Regions from separate parts of the Homo sapiens genome. Here all the other regions are linked to region 4. Evidence: chromatin contacts called from ENCODE Hi-C or POLR2A ChIA-PET data. All regions are on one chromosome and are shown on one strand. Each heading gives the region's core, a stretch centred on a gene start or an enhancer-like site at or near the end of the contact. The rest is flanking DNA. Distances are from core to core; before and after follow the strand shown. Region 1 holds the start of CLTC (clathrin heavy chain). Region 2 has its middle 62 kb from the start of MIR4729. Region 3 holds the start of DHX40 (DEAH-box helicase 40). Region 4 holds the start of RAD51C (RAD51 paralog C).

Evidence for each region. A loop is a pair of places that touch in the nucleus more often than their neighbours do. ChIA-PET counts read pairs that join two places held with the same protein, here RNA polymerase II (POLR2A). Pooled maps may share reads with other maps.
Region 1: a loop to region 4 is called in a pooled map, with 8 times the contacts of the local background. The contact joins the promoter of CLTC here to the promoter of RAD51C in region 4. A Hi-C loop is called at or near these places in 6 of 50 pooled maps. POLR2A ChIA-PET finds 5 or more read pairs at or near these places in 2 of 52 experiments (CD8-positive, alpha-beta T cell and GM12878).
Region 2: a loop to region 4 is called in a pooled map, with 6 times the contacts of the local background. The contact joins the enhancer-like site here to the promoter of RAD51C in region 4. A Hi-C loop is called at or near these places in 2 of 50 pooled maps. POLR2A ChIA-PET finds 5 or more read pairs at or near these places in 2 of 52 experiments (GM12878 and IMR-90).
Region 3: a pooled map shows a loop between it and region 4 (34-fold over the local background). The contact joins the promoter of DHX40 here to the promoter of RAD51C in region 4. A Hi-C loop is called at or near these places in 7 of 50 pooled maps. POLR2A ChIA-PET finds 5 or more read pairs at or near these places in 2 of 52 experiments (CD8-positive, alpha-beta T cell and H1).

The regions. Positions count from the first base shown.
Region 1 is chr17:59,618,494-59,621,193 of GRCh38, reverse strand. It overlaps CLTC (clathrin heavy chain), which reads right to left and starts at 1,299. Exons shown (of 32, transcript NM_004859.4): 1 at 1,021-1,299. The coding sequence starts at 1,062. RefSeq lists enhancers at 1,212-1,506, 1,236-1,585, 2,036-2,155, 2,166-2,215, 2,053-2,700.
Region 2 is chr17:59,426,836-59,429,535 of GRCh38, reverse strand. No RefSeq gene overlaps it. Among named protein-coding and RNA genes, the nearest start is that of MIR4729, 62 kb to the right of the region's middle. RefSeq lists a silencer at 1,693-1,822. Within about 2 kb of position 1,338, at least 16 of the 41 ENCODE cell types and tissues checked have a DNase peak (open chromatin) inside an H3K27ac peak, as active enhancers do.
Region 3 is chr17:59,564,169-59,566,868 of GRCh38, reverse strand. It overlaps DHX40 (DEAH-box helicase 40), which reads right to left and starts at 1,259. Exons shown (of 18, transcript NM_024612.5): 1 at 1,086-1,259; 2 at 75-242. The coding sequence starts at 1,197. RefSeq lists a silencer at 621-750 and enhancers at 1,161-1,420, 1,036-1,578.
Region 4 is chr17:58,691,272-58,693,971 of GRCh38, reverse strand. RAD51C (RAD51 paralog C) reads right to left here and starts at 1,370. Exons shown (of 9, transcript NM_058216.3): 1 at 1,184-1,370. The coding sequence starts at 1,328. TEX14 (testis expressed 14, intercellular bridge forming factor) reads left to right here and starts at 1,927. Exons shown (of 32, transcript NM_031272.5): 1 at 1,927-2,033. It overlaps IGBP1C (IGBP1 family member C), which reads left to right and starts at 1,927. Exons shown (of 2, transcript NM_001395966.1): 1 at 1,927-2,033. RefSeq lists enhancers at 1,013-1,182, 1,513-1,612.

The DNA.
Region 1 (2,700 bases), core at 50-2,549, 930 kb before region 4:
CACCTGCCTAGGCCCGCCACTGGCATGTTGCCAGATAACAATATGTTGCCTCCAGGATAAGGAACCATGGGGAAGAACTCTAGAACTTACTAAAGGGAAGCCAGTCACAGACCAAATAGCCCTGCAGGTCTCAGAGCAGCTGTGCTGTCCCCAGGGCTCTGTTCAATTCCATGCGATCCTGAAGAAGATATTCAAAACTACCTGCTACTACTCGAGAAGACTAAAAGATAACCTCTGTATCACTCTTTCCTACCTTCCAGAACCAAAGAGGGGTTAAGAGCCACAACATCCCCAGAGAAATAAAAAAAGGGGGAAGGGGAGGCGAGTTTCCTTAGGGAGTTTGACCGCACACACTCTGAGATTGACATAGCTCTAAGAAATGCGTTCTCCCATTCTACCCTCGTTCCGTTCTTTCAGTGACCTTCTGTCCCTACTGCCTCAGGGAAGGCAAGAGAAAAGCCACCGCCTCACCACCACCCCCAACCCCCACCACCGGAGAAGGTGCCTTTCTCAGTTGAGAGCCGCAGAGGGAGGGAAAAAAAAGGTTGCTCCTCCCCAACCCACCCGCCCCACAACTCCTGGGTGCAGACACGATGAGGGAAAGAGGAGAGCAATGGAAGGTGACAGCCCCGCACTGGCCCAGGGGATAAGAATCCTTGCTCTGGTAGAAACAAGGGAGAATCCCCCTCCCACTCCCCTACCCAAATGAATGAAATGAATAAAATGGGGAGAGAGTTTGTACGCGCAGTTCTGGCCATCCAGGAAGCAAGATCGAGAGGCCTTTGGATCCAGGCCTGGTCCTTGCAGCTCTTTGCACCCCAACTCCTGTCCTTTCCATCCAAGCCCCACATCATTTAATATTTTAAGCTTTCCAAGATAGTGCCCCCTCCTCCACCTACCCCAATCACCGACAACCCCCCCGCCCCTCCAGCTCCGATACTGCTCGGGCCCAGACTCCAGCGTCTTCCATCCTTCCTACCACCTTCTCCACAGCCCTCACCAGCCCGGGCCCGGCCGCACCTGGAGATGCTCCTGAAAACGAATTGGCAGAATCTGGGCCATGGCGCTGTCGGGGGTTATGGTCTCCTCCTGTCACTGGGGCTGCGGGGCAGTGGCTGCCCGGGCTCTCCAAGGGAGAGGAGGAGAAGGGGAGGGGGGAGGCTGGGCTCAGCAGGATCCTCTCCGGGGACGCAGGAAACTGGCAGGCAGACGAAAGAGCTCGGGTCGGGGGCGGAGGCTCCAGGGGCCAGGAGAGCCGCAATGGCGGAACCGGGCGCAGCGCAGACTCCGGAAACGGCTGAGCCCAGCGGAAGGATCCCGGCGACAGAACTCCGCCCAGTCGCCTCACCCCCTCCGCCTTATGTACCCCTCCACGGAGCGCCGCGCGCGGCGGGCGCAGGAATTCGGGGCGCAGTGCGCCCGGTGCCTCGCTTCCTGACGCCACATGGGGGGAAACAGAGGAACCGGAGGGACTACTTTTTTAGACTCATCACTTTCGCCAGTCTTCTCTTTCTCCCCCCACTTTTTTTTTTTCATTTTGCCACATCATGCGACTCGGGGCGACCGACGTCACTTCCGTGGGCGCTTTAGGTCCCACCCACGTACTTCCAGGTGCACGTGATACTGATGGGGAAGGGTCGGCTGATTGCTGCCAGAAATGGAGAGCTCGTTTTAAGGAAATGCGGCGTCTCCTGGGAGTGAAGAGGCTTTTGGGCCACCTTGAGGCATGACGGGTGCCGCTTCGTTTCCCTGCGACCGCTGCCTGTTTCGACTGAGCCCCTCACAGGAGGACGTGGCGGGGGCAGACGGGCGCAGCCTCCCGCCCTCTCCGTGACTCAGGGAAACGGCCTCGCCGCAGAGCGCTCCCTCGGCAGCTGGCTGCAGCACTCCTCCCCCGCCGGGCTTCAGAGTGGGTGGTTTCCTACAGCCTAGGGAGGGGGCCTGAAACGGGGTTTAAAATCTTCCCTGCCCTCACACAAGCCCTTCTGACTGTTGGAGAACCTGACGCGCGGATTCTAACTAGAACTGGCACTCTCTTCGGGTGTTAGATAATTAACTCAAAGGACAGCGAAGGCCTTTTATGATGTCTTTCAAGCTGGCCTTATGACAGCTTTTCTTAACGTTTCTGCGGACATTTTGGCGGACTTGTGTCGGCCTAGCTCAGTGATCAGTTTCGTTAAAGAATTTGAGTATCCGAACATTAAAGGATTGGACCTAAATTCTAGCAGGAGGATTTTTAGCCACATCAAATAATTTACGTCTCAAAGATTTAGATAATTAGGGTAAGGATGCTTAGTAAAACCCGAAGGTTCCATCGCGCCACTGCACTCCAACCTGGGCGACAGAGCGAGACTCCGTCTCAAAAAAAAAACAAACAAAAAAAAACCTGAAGGTTCCTGGAGGAAAGAGATGAACTATTAGCCGTGTATTTCGGTGGGACCACCTCAACATAGGTTCCTGTAGGTTAGCAATGTAGAAATGTAGCGCTTCAAAGCCGGAGCATCCTGTCTTCAAAGAGCATGAAGGTATCAACGGCATTCATTGTCGATTAATAATAACCTTTCTGGTACTTTCTTGCTAAAGTATAAGCCATAATAATATTTCATAATCGCACCAATACAATAAAGGATGAAAGACGTTAGTTCTGTGCCTTTTATCTTTGTAAGAGAGGTGATTCTCCCCCCCCACCCCCCGCCCCGC
Region 2 (2,700 bases), core at 89-2,588, 740 kb before region 4:
TTCCAAATAGGTGCCCAAATTTCTGGAAGTGGAAAGGGCCCAACTTTCCCATATCAGGGGGTGGGCCCCACTGGGCGTGAGCCAATCAGTGTCTTCTGTCCTGTGAGCTCCCGATTTATGCTGGTCTATAACCTGAGATGGCCTTCTCAGGATGGACCTCCAGGGATTGCTGGAACTTGGACTCTTGTCAGCCTGGTAAATGGTATGTCTTAGATCTGCTGCAGCCGTCGTGGAAAACTTGAAGCTGCCAGGAGAGAGGGGTTCCAACATGTGGTGGCTAAAGAATGAATCCAACTCAAAGGAAGCAGAGCCAAGAAATGGATCCATGCTGTTTGAATCTTGGATCAAATTGTGCCTGGATCTCCAGTGAGACAATAAATTCCTGTATTACTCAAGCCTATTTGAGATTGTTTTCTTTCACTTGAAACATTAAACTTTTAAATTGATACACCCTAGTTAAATTATAAACTGTGTGACAGCAGGGACTGTGTCTCTCTCTTTTTTTTCTTTCTTTTTTTTTTGTTTTGAAACAGAGTTTCACTACCGTCACCCAGGCTGGAGTGCAGTGGTGTGATCTTGGCTTACTGCAACCTCCGCCTCCTGGGTTCAAGTGATTCTTGTGCCTCGGCCTCCCAAGTAGCTGGGACCACAGGTGTCTGCCACCATGCCTGGCTAATTTTTTGTATTTTTGGTAGAGATGGGGTTTCACCATGTTGGCTAGGCTGGTCTCAAACTCCTGACCTCAAATGACCAACCAACTTGGCCTCCCAACATGCTGGGATTACAGGCGTGAGCCATTGCGCCCGGCCCAAGACTGTTTCTCTTGATCACTTATGTGTCCCCTGGCACGTGGTAAGGATTCAATAAATAACTTTTGAATGGATGCATTTTAGCTGCAAGGAACACCCATAAACTCTCTTTTACTCAGCTGACAGCTAAGGAATCTGGTGTTATATAAGAAAGTGATGATGTGGATCTATAAGTTGGACCTTACCCCAACACTGGGATTTTTCTAATCACAGGAAATCTTCCAGTAAATATGTTGGGGTCTTTGAGGAGGCCCCAAAATAGCAGTCTGCTCCCTTCTCTGTGAATTTTGAATTGAATCAGAAGATAGCAGCAAGCTAGATGAGGACCAAAAATAACCTTTTCTACTGATAAAGCTGATATTAGAGAACGTGGCTTATATCATCAGACAATCGAGCTTCCCGATACTCAACTTCAGAGTTAGGCAGACTTGGCGGCTCGATGACAGGCAGCTGAGCTGGAATGGGCCTACTCTTCCCACCCCACGGGAGCGAAGCTTGCTCCCAAGAAGAAAAGAGAGGATGATATAAGGCACAGTTCCTCCTTCCAAACTCACCAGTCATATTAAACCACTCCTCCTTCTCAGGGAAGAGGGGGCGGGTGGAGAGAAGCAAGGAGTGTTTGGACTCCTTTCAGAAGAAAGAAAACATCAGGAGTGGAAAGACCCAGTCTCCCTCACACACACACGTGTGATTTGGTCAGGTCATTGATTCTACTTTGTTTTCAATCAAAATGGGTGATATTTCCAAGTGGTGGGATACGTTTGCTGTCTAAAATATAGAATAGCTCACATAGAATAGCTCCATAGAATAACTCACACATCACAATATCAAGCTCCCCAAGGAGTTAGAGATCTTCATTTAAAATTATGCAAAATTCAAAAGAAGAAACAAGAATTCACGACGAAATTACACAATCAGGGGCACTAGGTGGCAATAAGCCTTTTGCTCTCTCACCATGCCCATCAAAGGCATTTCAAGAGCACTGAAAGCTCACACTCTTCCCACGCCGACTGTCAGTTTCTTTCTGGATGATCTCAGAGCCACACAGAGCATTCTTAGTCACTGGGAGAACAGAACCAAAGCTTAACTCCTTGGTGGCACCAGGGGAAATGGCACTTCAAGTTGGATTCCAGGAAATCCAGGGAAACACTTGACATAGGAAGTCTGCGACCACATTCCCAGTTTCCCCAGTGTCAAGGCTGGGGCCATGAGCATTGTTCAAAATACTCAGGCCTGCATTGTGTCTGTCTGCCACATGCTTTTGGTTTTACTCACCAGGGCACTTTTTCCTGTTTCTGTTTTTTGGAATTTTTTGGTTTTGCTTTTTAAGGTAAACATGTACCATCTAGGCTTCAAGAAACTTCCTTGAATAAACATCGTTTGTCGATTTGAAGTTTGATACACAAACTACCAGCTGAATTGGACAATCATAACCCCCCAAATGAGCCAAAATACATTTAAAATTCAACATGGATTTTCCTAAAACTGGTATTGGCTGTTTAATGTGACTGAGCCCGGTGAGAAACAGGATGCCCTGAACTCAGCAGAGATCCCCTCTGTTCTTGCTGCCAAGATAAAGTTTTGCTCTAATCTTTTTTTTTTTTTTTTTGATACGGAGTCTTGCTCTGTTGCCCAGGCTGGAGTGCAGTGGCACGATCTCAGCTCACTGCAACATCCGCCTCCCGGGTTCATGCCATTCTCCTGCCTCAGCCTCCCGAGCAGCTGGGACTACAGGCGCCCACCACCACGCCCAGCTAATTTTTTGTATTTTTAGTAGAGACGGGGTTTCTCCATGTTAGCCAGGATGGTCTCGATCTCCTGACCTCGTGATCCACCCGCCTCAGCCTCCCAAAGTCCTGGGATTACAGGCGTGAGCCACCACGCCCAGCCT
Region 3 (2,700 bases), core at 10-2,509, 870 kb before region 4:
ACAGAAGTCCTACTGGCCTTTAAAAAGAGGATATTTTTAAAATATTTCCAATTATTACAACAGAAAAAAATCACCTGCTTCATATAGATATTTTGGGAGTTGAGTTGTTTTACCACTTCCTGTATTTCCAGTAACAATAAGGAATGAATTGTCCCTCACAGCTTGAATAATCTTTTTTCTTTGTTTCTGAATAGGAAAAGTTGGAGTAGTTCCTCCCTCCTGGGACGTGCATCCTTTCTCTTCTGTAATAACAGAAAAACAAGTCAATTAAAAGACTTGTAAAGATATCTCTGACTCAATTTCTCATGACTAAAACCAGAAAGGCAATAGAATTTTAGGGCTGGACGGGATCATCCATGACTTCTCAGTTAAATCGCTCATGTAAGTGAGCGTTAATGAGCGCAATTTGTAAGTGAGGGTTAATGAGCCCAGAACAACTTTTTGGTGAAATCCAGCAACTTGAGCATTTGTTCACGCATAACTCAAAGTACTTTTCAAAGCAAGTATAGCTCAAGGCAACGTATACACATGCATACTTACACAGAAGCACAAAACTCAATTTTATTTAACAATAGACCAAAAACTGGAACACAGCAGAAAATTCTCAGCTGGATTAGAAGCCACCTGTGTTTGCTTCTGATTCATGGTTCAAGTTAGGTCCCTGTTCAGAGCGACTGATATCCCAGAAGGCCAAGTGGTGGGTAACCATGGAAACTGGCTCCTGGAAACTGGCTCCCTTCATACTGTACCCAAAGGCAGGCTGGCGGCCCGACGAAGGGTGGGGGGGATGAATGGGTAGAGAACAAAGGGTCTATGAGCCTGTTTAAGAACAGAATGCATTTCGGGCGTTGGGGTTCACTTTTTCGCCCCCCAGTAAGGTTTTCGCCTAACTTGAATCTGGGACCGCCCCCCTCTAAGGCAAAGTGCTCATTGGACGCAAAGTTCGCCTCGGGCTTGGAAAGCCAGGAGAACGCCACGGCTTCCTCACTACTCTTCTCAGCCTGCCAAAGGCGTACTTTCATCCCCCCACCAAAACCCCCACGCCGTAACTCCCGCTGGCTTCCGTACCGTCCCGCGGACCGCACCTCTATCGGCGATGCAAACAGCCGAGAGCCGCTCTTCCTGGAGGTCTCTTGACCGCTCACCCTCCTCCTGCCGCCTTGGCGCCCTGCCCGCGACTGCGGGAAACCGGGACATAGACCTGGCCCCGAGTGGAGGCGAGCACGTCCACCGATCTGAGGAGATGGGAGGGGAAAGACGAGGACGCGCCCTGATGACGTAGAGGTGTTTACTTCCGCGCGTGCGACTTGTAGCAAGGGGAGGGGGAGCTGCTCGATGACGTGGTACGGGGCGGCCGGACCTCGAGCCGAGGCTCCACCCCCCAGGGATTTCCCGCCAACTGCCACGTGCGCTTCGCCTTGGGCGGCTGAGCCATACCTGAGGGCCCGAAGACCCCCTCTTGTTTCGCCTCTCCGGCGCCGAAGGTCGCGACGACACCTCTTTTCAACGCCACAGTGGTCTCTGCAGGCTATTCTGCCTTCACACACTTGACACGATGTAACCCTCTGCCCGGAGCTGGAACCATGATCCCAGAGTGCTGCGTTCCTCAACTCATTCTCACCTTTCCTAATCTGATATGACCTGTCCAAGGCACACAGCTACTGAGTTGTGGAGCCGAACTTTTAGTTATGTTATTATCAAAACTTAGGTCACCAAGGCTGTTCATTTCCCTCATAGGACCCTGCATTTTAATTTATTTGCATGTTTCCTCTTCTGCCCAGCTAGATTGTAAAGCCCCCCCCCACAAGAGTCGAAATATTAAAACACTGCTACATCCAGGGCCCAGCACAGTGATTCAAGGTGGGCTGTCAATATTTGTTGACTTTGCTGGAATGGAGGAATAATAATTGACTTCCTTAGGAATTAAGCTCATTTTTGATAGAGGTGCATTCCTTGGAAACCACAGTAGCTGAAAAGTTCAACAGATACACAGCATCTGAGGCAGGGCAACTTTTTCAGAAAAGGTACTTTGGGGGCAGGTCTTTCTGGTCTAGAGCCTGCCAATTTTTAAATTAGTGTCAACTGTAACAAAATCATTGCAATGTGAACAAGATTGTTTGTTGGACTCCTCAATTGTTCCTGCTGTTAGAATTAGCCAACACTTACTACCAAAGAAGACAACTCAAAACTGTCACTTCACCATCACCTAAAGACCCTCTTGTCTGACCAGGCTTCAAAAGATGTACCATAAGGTTGTTGGGCCCCCAGATTTTTCTGTGCTCATTTGAAGTGAAGTCATGGCCATGCATGGTGGCTCATGCCTGTAATGCCAGCACCTTGGGGGGCCAGGACAGATGAATCACTTGAGATCAGGAGTTCGAGACCGGCCTGGCCAATATGGTGAAACCCCGTCTCTATTAAAAATAAAAAAATAAAAAAAATTAGCCGGGTGTGGTAGCACGCGCCTATAATCCCAGCTACTCGGGAGGCTGAGGCAGGAGAATCGCTTGAACCTAGGAGGCAGGGGTTGCAGTGAGCCAAGATCATGCCACTGCACTCCAGCCTGGGCAACAGAGCGAGATTCCACCTCAAAAAATAAAGTGAACTCATACCAACTGCTTTTAAATGGAACTGATCAACACTTCTTAAAATGCAAGCTCATCAGATTTTGAATGATACCAAATAAGTTGGAACTTTGTA
Region 4 (2,700 bases), core at 121-2,620:
AGTTTGATATATCAGTGCTTGATCTGATAAGAATATGAGCCATAAATATGGGGCTAATAAAAGACAATGGTGATGACAGCATTTAGGAAATGAAAATCCTATCAAGAGCCTGAATGCTGGAATTAGATTGCCTGGGTTTGTAAATCCTGGCACCACTTACTGCATGACTTTGGGCAAGTTACTTCACTTTTTCTTTTTTGCTCAGATTTTTTTCGTCTATAAAATGGGAATGAGACGATACATGTAAAAAGCTTGGTAGAATATCAAGACCATCTAAAGTAGTCAATAGTTGTTAGTGATCATTATTATTCAGGGTCTCACATTTCTTCTTTGAAAAGCCAACTTGTTGAAGAAAAAAGAGCCCATCAAATCTTGGGGGACACAGTCTGCGCGCGGTATGACTTAAACAGTTAAGGCTGGGTCCACGAGACTTATTCTTTAGAGGCGAATTGAAACCTCTGTATTTTCCATCAGTAAGGGCAGTAACTTAAAATTCTGTTCCATCTTCTTCAGTGAATAGCACAGGTCCAGACATGTCATAGAGAGATGTGCACAACAAGTGACCACCGCCAGCCTCATATTTGTATGTCTCAGGATGCAGTGGTTCCCATCTGCAATGCTCTGGAATATGAGGTTTTGGGTGTTTCAGTTAATTACGTAAGAGAATATTCTTTCTATGCTTCCTCAAGATTCCGGGGATTCTACTCTCTTTCTCATTCTTAGTGTCTCTAGTCCTACACAAAATCCTGCATTTCTGAAATTTAACCCTTACCCCTTGGATCTTGGAACAGCAAAAATTAGACAACCAATTCTGACTCCAGTATTTCCTAACCCAGTTAGCATGAAAAGTTACCTAAGCTCCCCAAGATATCAGTTCTCTCATCCATATACTGAATATAATAATCTACGTAAGCGGGTTGAGGGTTAAATGAGACAATCCTCAAAGCATTCAGCAGGCATTGCCAGAGGAAAAGCAATTAGTAAATGTTTTCACGACCACAGTTCTCCTAACCATTCAGACAACTTGTAAGTGGAGTCGAGGAGCTCTTTCACGCTGTAAACATGGACGTGGGAGGAAGCAGAATCTAACGGAGACTGGGCTGAAGGCCGAGGCGAGAGAACGAAGACTGAGGCGGCGCTGACGGCGGCCGGTGTGCCTCAGCTTGCCATCAGGAGTCGTTACCTTTGCTAAGCTCGGAGGGTTTCACCTCTAGGAGTTCCTCAGCAGTCTGGAACCCCGCAGACACCAGCTTCACCCGCACCGCTGGAGACAGCGGGAAACTCACCAAATCCCGCTGCATTTCAAAGCGGAACGTCTTCCCGCGCATCGCAGGCTCACCTGCTAACCCCGGAGCAGCCAAACTCCGCACGCCCTCGCTGGGGCGTGCGGCGTGACGTCAGACGTAAAGCGGAAGGGGCCGGCTCTGCGGCCTGGCCGCACGGGGCTCCGGGCCTTGCAGCTTTGCGCAGTCTTGTAAATTTTCACACTTATGCACCATTCCGTTTTGATTCCCCAAAATCCCATTTAGAGATTCCTCATCAAATGTACACCCTGACTGTAAAACGATGGACGGAGACCATAGGACGGAGAGCCAGGCCCAGTGGGTTCTCCACGCCACATTTCCTTGCCTCCACCGTGGCCTGTTAGGTGAAGCCTCAGAGTCATTAATAGGAATGATCTCGAGTGGGAGTAGTGAGCGTAACGGGCACACACTAGCCAGTTACCATTATTTTGGTGTGAAAAGCTCAGGGAACAATCATTAGAATTAATCTGCGTGCTCTTTGTAGAGTTGCAGTCTCTTGGCTCTTCCCGCTGACCGTCCCCCTTTTCTGACCCCCCCCCCCCGCAACGACCACATTGCTTTTCCCGCCCTCGCGAGGGATTGTGGGCCAGCCCCCAACGGCCGCTGGGAGGGATCAGTCCGCATTCCCCGCACCCACCCACGTCTTCCCGGGAGTCGTATCCCGAGCATGGAGGTTACTGAGACCGTTATTTCTTCATGGCCTGCCTAGCTTAAGCAGTAGCTGGAAAAGTAAGCAACTAATGTCCCCATTAGTGTGTCTGGGCTCCTGGGGTCCTGAGAAGGAGGGGCTGGGCTACACAAGAGCTCCTTTTGTGGTACAGACTTGGGAAGGGGTGTTCAAGCAGTGGTAGTGACCGCCTCTAAATTACAGAACTTCGGGGAGGAAGGCAAGCAGTTTAGAAGGTGGTTTATGAGTTCCTTCCTTGCCTAGGTGAGTGTAACTTATTTAGCAGGGGGTAACTTATTCCCTACCTATTGGCGATTTTTTTTTTTTTTTTTTTGAGACAGAGTCTCACTGTGTTGCCCATGATGGAGTGCAGTGGCACGATGTCGGCTCACTGCAACCTTCGCCTCCCGGGTTCAAGTGAGTCTCCTGCCTCAGCCTCTTGAGTACCTGGGATTACAGGCGCACGCCACCATGCCCGGCTAATTTTTGTATTATTATTAGAGAAGGGGTTTCACCATATTGGCCAGGCTGGTCTCGAACTCCTGACCTCGTGATCCGCCTGCCTCGGCCTCCCAAAATGCTGGGAGTACAGGCGTGAGCCACCGCGCCCGGCCCTGTTGGCAATGATTCTTAGTCTTGACTTTTCTTCCCAGCTTAGAAGAACTTTCTAAATATTGCAAATCAGAGCCCTCTACATACTTAGATCTAAAAAAGGAAACAACGTATGTT